Regions from separate parts of the Homo sapiens genome. Here region 2 is linked to region 1. Evidence: chromatin loops called from intact Hi-C (ENCODE). Cell type or tissue: dorsolateral prefrontal cortex. All regions are shown on one strand. Links, peaks and the distances in the headings refer to the core of each region. The heading gives the core; the rest is flanking DNA.

Region 1 (5,377 bases), core at 85-5,084:
ATTCAGCTAGTAGTGCAGGTAAACATAATCCAGCAATGCATAAAATGACACAGTGTCTACTATCTCGGAGAGCGCTAATCTGTTTTCATTTGTATGAAAGACAGTTGCATCATGTCAGGCAGGTGAAAGCATGATTTTGCTTTATTTGGACAATAAATGTAGGAAAAAAGAGATATACCTAGTTGATAAGGGTTGCATTCTTCTGAATCATCCCGTTATCAACTTGACCAAGCTAAAATCTTTCTCACAATCCACTTCTCTTTCTCTTCCTAATCTGCATGGTTCCAGGTTAGAGTTGGCCAAAAGAGGAGCTTGTTCAGGATTTTGAAGACAGAAGTAAAGCAGTGGCCATTACTCTCAGCAGGTCGTTTACTCTGCATCCAGCCCATACTCTTGAATGCTGACCTACTGACCAAGCAAATTCTCATCCATGGCCCCAGAGATTCAATAGCTACACAGAGGCATCCCATAGCCCCCTAGAGGAGCTCCTCCTTTGCTTTCCATTCAATCCCAGAGCTGTGGGATTCTCCTGCATTTCTTTTTTACTTCTCTAGTAAAATGTAATCAGCCTTTTCTGTAGCATATTCCATCAATCACTGTCAAAGAACATGAACTTCACATCAAAGACATAAAAAGTGCCCTCCTTTTTTTAGCAAAAAAGGAACAGGTTTCCAGGCATTCCACTATTGTATTGATCAGTTACTGCAACTTTTCGGGATGTAAATGTCATAATAGTGACATTAGGAATACATTTTGCTGTTCCGGCTTTTAACATAAGGAAAATAGAAATAGAAATTCCATGTTTAGCCAGAAATCATCTTGAGCATCCAGCATATAAACTTACTGATTATACTTAAACCAGCCTTGTAATTAATGCCGCACTTGCAAATGGACATAGACATCAAGGGCCGTCCTCTGATAAAGCATTTCATCGCAGCTGGTGTCCAGCAGTCCTTGTTTTTAACATGCTGACTGCTGTGCTCGATATAAAATGGGAAGGCTATTATTGATTACTAATAATCAACTGCTTATTAGTAATTTTTCTGACATAGAGGCCTACATCATATTTCACTGATTGCTCTAAATTCCTGGTGTTCCACACTCTGCTGTGTTCCACTCTGAACCACCATGGTTCACAGGACAGGCTCTCATCCTCCAAGGGGGCTTCTGATGCAAGTGGGTTGAAAGATGGACAGAAGCAGGCATATTCCAGGCACTTAAAAGTATGTTTATGATTTCACCTGTTCATCCTTTTGGGTTATTTGATTGCAGGCAACAGAAACAATCTTTGTCCAACCAGCAAAAGAGGGATTTGGAGAAAGAAAATGAAGCAGCTTATGGAACAGAAGGTAAAGCTGGAGAAGTAGGATTGGAGCATCTGGGGAGCAGACACTCATGGGTGTGGGCGGAGGGGAGCCTCTTCAGAGAACCACTGTCTGCTTGCTGGAATTTCAGCCATCTTCAGTCCCGTCAGGCACTCTGCTCAAGATTTCCATCCAGGGATAAGGGATGGGCCCTGTTTGAGTTTCAGGCTGCCCTTGGCCAGAGGCAAGGCGGACTTGGCTGCTAGACTATACACACTGGGGGAGGGATGGCTTCTCAAAGAGAAATCAAGATGTCCATAACAGAGGTCACTGTGTCGTGAAAAGATGAGCCTTATGGTGTCTTCCCAGTGACATTTTCTGTACGAGTCATGTGACTGTGTCCAGGACACGAGACAGGGTGGCCCAAGGACAAGCCCCTGGTCTCGGTATTATGTTTCCAGCTCCTCATTTCCTACTGAGTAGCCTAGGTTTCTGGGAATTATCCAGACCCAGATGGTATTTGTATTTCCAAGAGACCCAGCATTTCAAAGTCTGACATATGCCACACTCAGATAGTTATGAAAGCAAAGCCAAGCGACAATTGGGACCAGTTTTTTTCCAGACGTCTCTTTTTATCTAGATCTCAGTTACAGGGAGTCTGAAAAGTCCCATTATCTCAGCAGAGAAATCACGGCAGGCAAGTTTGCTACGGCTGTTTCATTTCTGTGTTGTCCAACAACTGCTCAAATCTCAATCCCTTCTCTCCAGTCAAATGCATCTTTTGGCCCAAATCCGGGGCTCCACATACATAGCTCCTAATATCTGGAACAGCCTCCACAGCCAAGTGAATGAGTCAGTCTTCTGAGTTGATTCAAATCCCCAGAGACTTAGTTCCAGAAGCTTCCAACAATGCCCTTAGGATGTATGACTAGGTCTGAACATTCAGTAAAGTGTGAGCTTGTGGCAGTCTCTGTATATAGACTCAGTTATCTGCATTCATCTGTCTCTTTTCCTAGGTCAGGAGAGTCCCAAGAAGAAGGATCATATCTGGTTTCCTCTTCTGCCTCTCCCCATGGTGTCTAGGAGAGTGCACACTCAGTCAGCATTGATAACTAACTCTGGTAAATAAAGAAAAGGCAAACATTAGGAGACAGAAAACCAGATACTAATCTCACTTTTACAAATGAGGGCAAGCCATCCAACCTCGGTGAGCCTCAGTCCTCTCATCTTTGTAATGGTGACCGTAAGAATTCATTCCACTTTCATGCCACACAGTGGTTACAATGCTTAAATGAGGAAGGTGACGTGAAAGTGGCTTATCATCTCAGCTATAGACATGCCACATTGCTATTAGGTCACCAAGGCACGCTAGAGACAATCAGAATAAAACCTGGGCAAGCTCAGTCAACCCTGGCAACCCTGGCATTCTGATACTCCTAGAACAGTGTCTTATGTTTATTCTTTTGGGGTAACATTTAAGCTTTGAGGCCACAGAGCAGAAGCCTTGCCATTTTATATTGAGCGCAGCAGTCAGCATATTAAAAACAAGGACTGCTGAACACCAGCTGCGATGAAATGCTTTATCAGAGGATGTTAAGAAGTCAGGCTCTTCCTTTCTCAGCAGTATTTTCTCTAATTTCTCTTTTCCCATCTGTCCCTACCACGAAGACACTTGTTCACACTCAGACTGCTTCCTGCCTGGACCCCTGCCACCTTCTCCTGCCTGACTTTCTATCTCTTGCCTCCTCATCCTGTCTCAGTGCCAGACAGCTCACGATGCCACTTTGCAATGCAACTTGGAACAGCTTCTGGGTTTCTGCACCAGCTGCCTTTTCTGTGTTGGGGGATAGAGATCTTAAAAATTGCCTTCTATATCGCTGCTTTGTTTCCTTCCATCCTTTCTTCCGCCTGTTTTGGATTTTGTTTTCTTTTTTCTTAAAATTGCCTGCTAAAAGCAAAAGCCAGAAGTGACTCCTTTACCTCCCGTTTTTTTTTTTCCTTTTTGTTGTGTTTAACATAAATCAATGTTCTCTGAAAACTAAAAGTCCCATATAACCAAAACTCCAGCACAGCAAAAGCATTTTGAAGTTTTGGCAGAAAGTCCTAGGAGAGTAAAACCAAAAGGAGCTCCTACATTGCAAACCTTTGCTGGGGTCCCCCAGCATTCAACAATGTACCCCCAGTGCTGAGTGTTTTGATCTTTAGGTCAAAAACTATGCAGGAGTTTTGCCCCCAGCTTTTCTCCTCCTAAACCTGAACCAAAATTCCTTTCTTTCTGACCATCTGGTCTCCTCATTTAACTTGGCCAAGCACAGCTTGACAATTCTCCCCTACTGCGATGGCACAAAGGGAAGCAAAAGAGACCTGAAATCAGCCTGATACAGTCTCAGACTTCAATTCCATGCTACTTAAGGTGAAATAAACCATCAAAGTGACATATTAGGAAACTATGAGCAGCAAAGCCATGTTCATTCAAAACTGAAGGCAGGGAAGAAACGGATTTAAAATAAACAGTTCTGGCCCTTTGGGAAGAAATGACTGGAAATTCTATCCCACTGAGCCTTACTTCAAAACAATAATGGCCAATCGCATTTGCATTATTCTTCACAGTTAACAGAGGACGTTTACAAATGGGAGGACATCAAAAGACAGCTAATAATAATTTATATTTGACTCCTCCTGTTCTCAAGGCTCTTTGAAATTGGAAACTTCCATTCATCCTCTCCCAAATTTTGGAAGTTGGAGAAAGCAAGAATTTATTCAATCATTTATTCATCTATTCAACTCTTGTCTATTGGATGTCTACGGTGTGCCTGCCACTGTTCTAGGCCCTGTGATATAAAGCAGTGAAAAAAACAGATGAGGTTGTAGCTCTCACTGAGCTTCTATTCTAGTAGGAAAATAGACAATAAGCAAATTGAACAAATATAGACTATGTCAGATGGGATAAGGTGGGGATAAAAGTAGAAAACAAAAATAAAGCCAGGTAAAGGGTACAGAGAGTCATAGGGGAGTGGATACTGTTTTCTGTAGGGTGGTCCCGATGAAGTGGTGTTTGAGCAGAGACTTAAGGAACAAAGGGTCCAGATGAGAGGAAGGGCCCAGCCAGAAAGGAAGCAATGACTCTTGAGAACAAGGCATGGAAGGCCTTGTTGGACACTGCAAAGACGTTGGCTTTCAGCCTGAGCGAGTGGGAAGGCTTTACCCAGTTTTCAGCAGAGTAACATGATCTGACTTACATTTTGAAAGGGTTCCTCTTGCAGACACTGTGCACTATCCCTAGTAACCATTCCTTCCTTCCTTCATGATAGAAAACCCACAATTTTAGCTGGATGCATGGCATCACAGAATAAAGACTATATTTCCCAGCCTTCCCTGCAGGCAGGTATAGCCGTAACACTAAGTCTGGCCAATGGACCAGTGGAAGTGTGATGGGGTAATTCAAAAGTCATGCTTAAAAGATAGGTGGTTTTGACCTTTTCCTTCTTTACTTTGTTCTTCATCCTCTGCCTAGAATGCAGATGTGACGGTTGATAGACCAGCTGCTATATTGGACTATGAAGACAAGGGTCACCCCTCTGGATCGGACAGTGTGGAGTTAGAAGAAGCTCAGCTCCCTGAGGATTTTGTGGAGTACATCCATACCAGCCCATACAGGCTGACTGCAGACATTAATTTTATGTCATGCCCCTGGAAGCTGAGCCCAGTTCAAATGGCTGCTATCTTTCTATCTACTGTGTAGAGAATACTGGAGGGACAAGAGTGAAAATAGGGATAATCTCTATTTCATACATAGGAACCCTGAAGCCTGAAGAAGTTAAATGAAGTACATTAGGATTGTGGGTAAAAGTACTGGCTTTAAAGTTAGTAAACTTGTCTGTATTTAAATCCTGCCTCCAATACTTCCTAACCTTGTAACCTTGAGCAATTCCTTAGCCTGGGTAAGCCTGATTTCCTCATCTGTAGAATGGGATGATAACAGTGCCTATCTTAGACTATGATTGTGTGTATTAAATAAAATAAACCATGAAAAGACCTAACACAGCCTGATAGAATTGGCATTCCTCGCCTGC
Region 2 (5,377 bases), core at 212-5,211, 81 kb before region 1:
ATAAAAAGGTGAAGGAACTGCTCAGGGATAAACAGCTGTGAAGTGGTGGGCAGAGCTTGTGGTGCATGTCATAAGATAGTGCATGTCGCCAGCTTAGGGTTGTGTGCACCACAATATGGTTTAGGATGTTTGGCCCCTCCAAATTTCCTGTTGCAACGTGCTTCCCAGTGTTGGGAGGTGGTGCCTGGGTGTAGGTGATTTGATCATGGAAGCAAATCCCTCATGAATGGTCTAGTATCATTCCCCTGCTCACAATTTAGTTATTGCTCCATTAGTTCATGCAAGATCTGGTTGTTTAAAGGAGTCTGGGAACCTTCCCCTTCTCTCTCTTACTCCTTCTCTCTTGCTCCAGCTCTCCCCATATGACCTTCCTGCTCCCACTTCGACTTCTGCCATGATTGGAAATTTCCTGACTGAGGCCTCCCCAGAAGCCGAGCAGATGCTGGCACCACACGTTTTAAAAACCCTGCAGAACCCTAAGCCAATTAAGCCTCTTTTCTTTATACATTACCCAGCCTCAGCTATTCCTATAAGGCAATGCAAAAATGGACTAACACACACCACCTGTACCACCTCCCAGCCATTCCCTCCTGTTGGTTCTTCCCCACTCGATTTTCCTCCAGCTACAGAGCATAATTTAGGATTTCACTCCCTCAAAATATTGTCATTTTCATTGTCTTTGCTACCACTGCCCCTCTGCCTTCTCCCTTCTGAAAAGACTTCTACAAAACCTTCATAGCCCAGCTCAATTGCTACCTCCTTTTTGTGTCCGTTCTCCATACCCTCCACATTCTTCCAGCAGATTTCATTGTTCCCTTGATCATATTAAAACTAGTCTTTGAAAAGTCTCTCAGATCAAGCCCAGTCGTGTTTCTCTTCGTTTCTGCCTCCCAGCACAGTGCTGGCATACTGTGGTTGCTCAATAAAGGAGAAGGGAAGGCAGACAGAATGTAGGATTTCCATGAGCAAATAAGTAGAGTTTGGAATCCCAAGCTGAAACCAACATAAGTAAGAGCAAAGAAGTGAGAGAACAAAATGGTCTGGTGGTGAATGGGGTGTAAGGTACCCAGATGCGTGCAGGAGGGGAGGTATCTAATTATACCAGCCTGGAGCCAGATTGTGCGATTGTGCAGCTGGCAGGCTTTGCCAGGAAGTTGGCACTCCATTTTGTAGACAGTGGTGAACCACGGAGGGGTTTCAGAGATGAGGGACAATATTTTAATTGAGTGACACACTCTATTCTGTTTCCTTACCTTTGAAGGGGTTGAAGGGCAAGAAGAAATATGAAAACTATTATGTACTTATTATATTTCAGGTACTGTCCTAAGAGCTTTCACTAATGCTCATGATAAGCTAGTACATTAGATGTGATTCCCTTGTTATTCAATTGTGAAGCAGAAACTCAGACAGGTTAAGTAACTGATTCAAGATCACACCAAGAGAAATAGCAGATTTAGGATTTGAGCCCAAGTTTCTCTAGTTCCAAAGCTTGGGACCTCCCTCTTCTCTCTCTTTTGCTCTTGTGGTTTGGTTTTCCCACCACATCATCCTGTCTCCAAAACTCTTAATAGCCTCAAGCAATCCATCCACCTGGTGAACATGGTAAAACACCGTCTCTACTAAAAATACAAAAATTAACTGGGTGTGGTGGCGGGCGCCTGTAGTCCCAGCTACTCAGGAGGCTGAAGCATGACAATTGCTTGAAATCAGGAGGCGGAGGTTGTAGTGAGCTGAGATCATGGTGCACGATCAGAGCAAGACTGTCTCAAAAAACAAAACAAACAAACAAAAAACAAAAACAAAAACAAAAAAACAAAAAAACAAAAAAACCGACTACCAACAACTCTTATTAGCCTTCCCACTCTTAGTACCTTTCCTTCTTCTCTTACCCACTTCTTTTTGCCTTGTTCTTCCTGGGTCCCTGGACCTAAGTGGCAGCTTTTAAAAAGAGGGTGACCTGAGCCTTAGCAGTAGATGCCACAGTGACAGTTTTATTTCCCTCCTTCCACTGAAAATAGGGGTATGGAGCCTGGAACAGGCTAGCGGGAGACAGTGGCTATGTGTCTGGTCCCTGAAATGTCCCAGCCTTCTGCAGATGTCTCTGCCTTCTGGGTATCTTTCTGATGCTTCGAAGGAGGCCTTCCCTCCAGCTCATGAGTACACAAAACAGCGAGATTGCCAATTTTAACATGTGTGGGCATCTGCTGATTTGAAACCTCCTTTTGGATGTACTTTTTGTTACTTTCTTTCTAAAACAGTTTTCTTCCAAGTCTGTCAGGCCAACCAAAAACACAGAAGGAATTATAGACTGAAAAAAAAAAAAAAAGCCAGCCCTCCTTTTCTTGATAATGATATTATGATTCTGGTATTCCAATTCAATCTTTTCCAAAGTTTTTGAGCAATGTATGTTGTATGTGTGCTTGTGATTAAAATATGATGTACCTTAAAAGCCATTCCAGCCTCTTGTGATGTGGTCATAAAAATTATTTCAGCATTAAATACCTTATTCTCATCCTGTCAACTTTGAGACCACTGCTAGATGAATCACTGGAGAAATGAAATGCTTAGCGAAATGTTTTTCTTCCTGATTGCAGGGCTGAGGCTTATTCGATTAAAGGATAAAAGTAAATTGATCAAATATGTGGATGCTTGGAGTTTATTTTTATCGCTCCTGAGCAAATTTTGGAATGCAGCAATCTGATTAGATTTTTCTCCTTGTGGTTCCCTGTGAAAGAGGAAGAGCCGACGAGAAAGCGCTGAGGTCCCAGCCCTGGGGGATGAATGATTGGCCAGTTTCCATTTTTAGCTTTCCTGACTTCTATGGCCTAGAGAATTGAAGTCAACATCAGGAAAGCCCCCTTCTAATAGAGCAGGCTAGCAATTGTATGGCAAGCTGACTTAGAAGCATTCATGGAGTTAATACAAACACACCGAGCTTGACGGACTCAACCTGCAGAGACCATTTCTATTAACATTCTCCCTCCAACTTGGGGTCCTTGTGGCCTCTCCCTCTTCCTCACCCTGATCTCCTTCGTGGTCTCATTTTCCAGGCCATTGAGGTTTCAGGAAAATGACAAGAAACTGAGAGAAAGCCGGGGGACATGAGGGCAGAAAAGGGACCGTTGGTTTTAATTTCAGCTGTGTTCTTAATTCTATCCCCAGCCAGCTTCCAGGGCCTTCTGGGGCTGGGGGAGTGGCCAGCCACCTTCCTGCTCTGCAATCCCAAACATTCATTAAATTTTCCTGTTTTAACACATCACTAACAACAACAACAATAAATAGCAAAATTGATGATGAGTCTTCTAGGTGTCCCAAGTGCACTGAGGCCTGACATTCCTTATGTCATTTAATCCTCACAATGCCCCTGTGAGGAAGGGGCTATTATAGTTTCCAAAGGGGTTAACTGCGGCACAACAAATTTATGTAACTGGGAAACATTGTAGAGCTTGGATTTGAACCTATCCATTTTTAGTCTGGGCCCTCTGTATGTAATCATGGCATCAAAATGTACTATTTTGCTGTTAAGTTGGGAGGCTTGAGATTACTACATGGAAAGCCTGCCATACCCAGCTCCTAGAAGGAGATCACTAAGGATCATAATCAAGGTACAAGTGTAGGAGGGGGCCAAGGATTCAGCCTAGAGGAGTGGAGGAAGGGCTTGGTGTGGTCAACTTTTTAATCTGTGAAATTGGAAATTTCTTTCTACCTCCCTTCACCCCAAGTACCTGGCAGAGTCTCTGCCCACTGAAGGCATTTCTGAAACATTTGCTGACTTGTAATTGTGAATGGAACTAAGCAATAAAAGGATCAAGGACTAGCGATGTACTCCAGCAGCCAAGAGACTTGAAAGAACCAGGAAAATACTGCTAAATATTCTGAAAAATATTACTTAGTAAGTTGATAAAAGTAACTAGAAGAAATTCCATGTTGGTACTAATGACAAGATGCAGGGAGAAAGGACTTTTTTTGAGGGCTTTCTTTTGCAAACAGCTTACAAACAAAAGAAGGAATCAATGGACACATGATGTTTCCCCTCCACGGGGGAGAAATGCCAGGTTAATGACTGCAGAGGCCAAACCATTTACAAAAATAGCAATATTTCTTGCACAATCAAGCTCTGAAAATGCACCAGCAAGCATGAGGAGGTTGCGTTAACAGCCAGGGACACACTGGAAGCTACTTGTTTCATTAAGTGACCCAGTCCTCTCAAGGCCAACACAAGCAAAGAATTTTGTGGCCTACCTCTGAGTCAACATTGAGAGGAGGCCCCTAATGAATGAAAATGCATTGAGTTCTTCCATCGAAAGGATGTGGCAGGCCCAGAGCCAGATCGAATTATTAGACTGGATTTATTTCAGGCCCTAAGTTTAACCAGCTGGAGTTCTTTTGAAAGTACCATCCTATGAAAACTTTTGAATAGAGGAATTTGCCACTTAATGGGGTTTGATTAGAGACAGAACACAATGTCCTTGGCTTGTATCCTCCTTCTGTACAGTATGCCCTCCACCCAGCTCGGGCCATCTGCAGTGCATGTCAGCTTAAGGGCTGCAGGCAAGGTGCTCAAAGAGCAAGGGTCTCCACAGATTTGATCTCTCTTTGAGTTGATGCTGCTAATGAACTTGTAACTCTTAGCAGGCCACCAGAGAAGAAACTGCCAAGAGTGAGGACAAGAGGGAGAAAGAAATAAGAATGAGCTAGGCTGGAAAAGCCATGGAACCATACCTGGGGAATGGTTTAAAGTCCACACACACCTTCCTCTCTGTACACAGGATGTACACTTGCTAACACAGCTTTAGCCAAGAACTCAAGTCACATAAACACTGCCATCCTGGGCTTCACTTTAATAGAAACATTCTTCTTCTCTTTGTTTTCAGATAAACAAATAGAGATGGATGAAATCCAAAGTGGAAATTAGAATGATGAAAGACTGACATTACATATAGTAATTCTATTAAGCATTTATAATATATCTCCACACATATTATAAAAATCTGAAGGATTTCTATCAAAATATTAGCAATGGGTACCCCTAGATGGTGAAATTAGAAATGATTTTCAACACATCTTCTTTTTTTCTCATTTTTTATTAAAATGTTTTCATAAGTGAACATGAATTGCCTTTGTAATTGGAAAACATTTTTTAAATTTTAAAACATGAGAAGCCAATATATGAAACTGATTGAACTATTTATTACTCTAAAATGTGTAAAAAGCAAAGATGATTGATGCTAAGGGTAGAGGTTAAGGCAATGTATTCAATAACTGAGGGAAGGAAGTGAGAAATCTTCTGGGAATAACTCCTTTGAACTATTCAGTGTGCTGACCCAGCGTCTGACAATGTCACATGCTTATTGGCCTTTACCAGGCAACATTTTTT

Evidence for each region. Hi-C counts contacts between places; a loop is a spot of excess contacts. Peaks named below come from ENCODE experiments on the same cell type or tissue, not always from the same donor. Only the 100,000 strongest peaks of a DNase experiment are listed, where the experiment ranks them.
Region 2: a loop joins it to region 1, with 7 times the contacts of the local background. A loop is called at or near these places in 2 of 110 quality-filtered maps.

The regions. Positions count from the first base shown.
Region 1 is chr12:105,738,801-105,744,177 of GRCh38, reverse strand. It overlaps CASC18 (cancer susceptibility 18), which reads right to left. Exons shown (of 5, transcript NR_110109.1): 5 at 115-2,422. LOC107984435 (a long non-coding RNA gene) reads left to right here. Exons shown (of 4, transcript XR_001749305.2): 3 at 1,273-1,349; 4 at 2,321-2,401. Among named protein-coding and RNA genes, the nearest start is that of CASC18, 37 kb to the right of the region's middle. RefSeq lists enhancers at 2,978-3,588, 3,589-4,200. In dorsolateral prefrontal cortex, for the core only: no CTCF peak of the experiment used is centred there; a DNase peak (open chromatin) is centred at 3,037; H3K4me3 peaks cover 716 bases; H3K27ac peaks cover 4,613 bases.
Region 2 is chr12:105,819,719-105,825,095 of GRCh38, reverse strand. No RefSeq gene overlaps it. Among named protein-coding and RNA genes, the nearest start is that of CASC18, 120 kb to the right of the region's middle. In dorsolateral prefrontal cortex, for the core only: no CTCF peak of the experiment used is centred there; a DNase peak (open chromatin) is centred at 2,114; H3K27ac peaks cover 4,619 bases.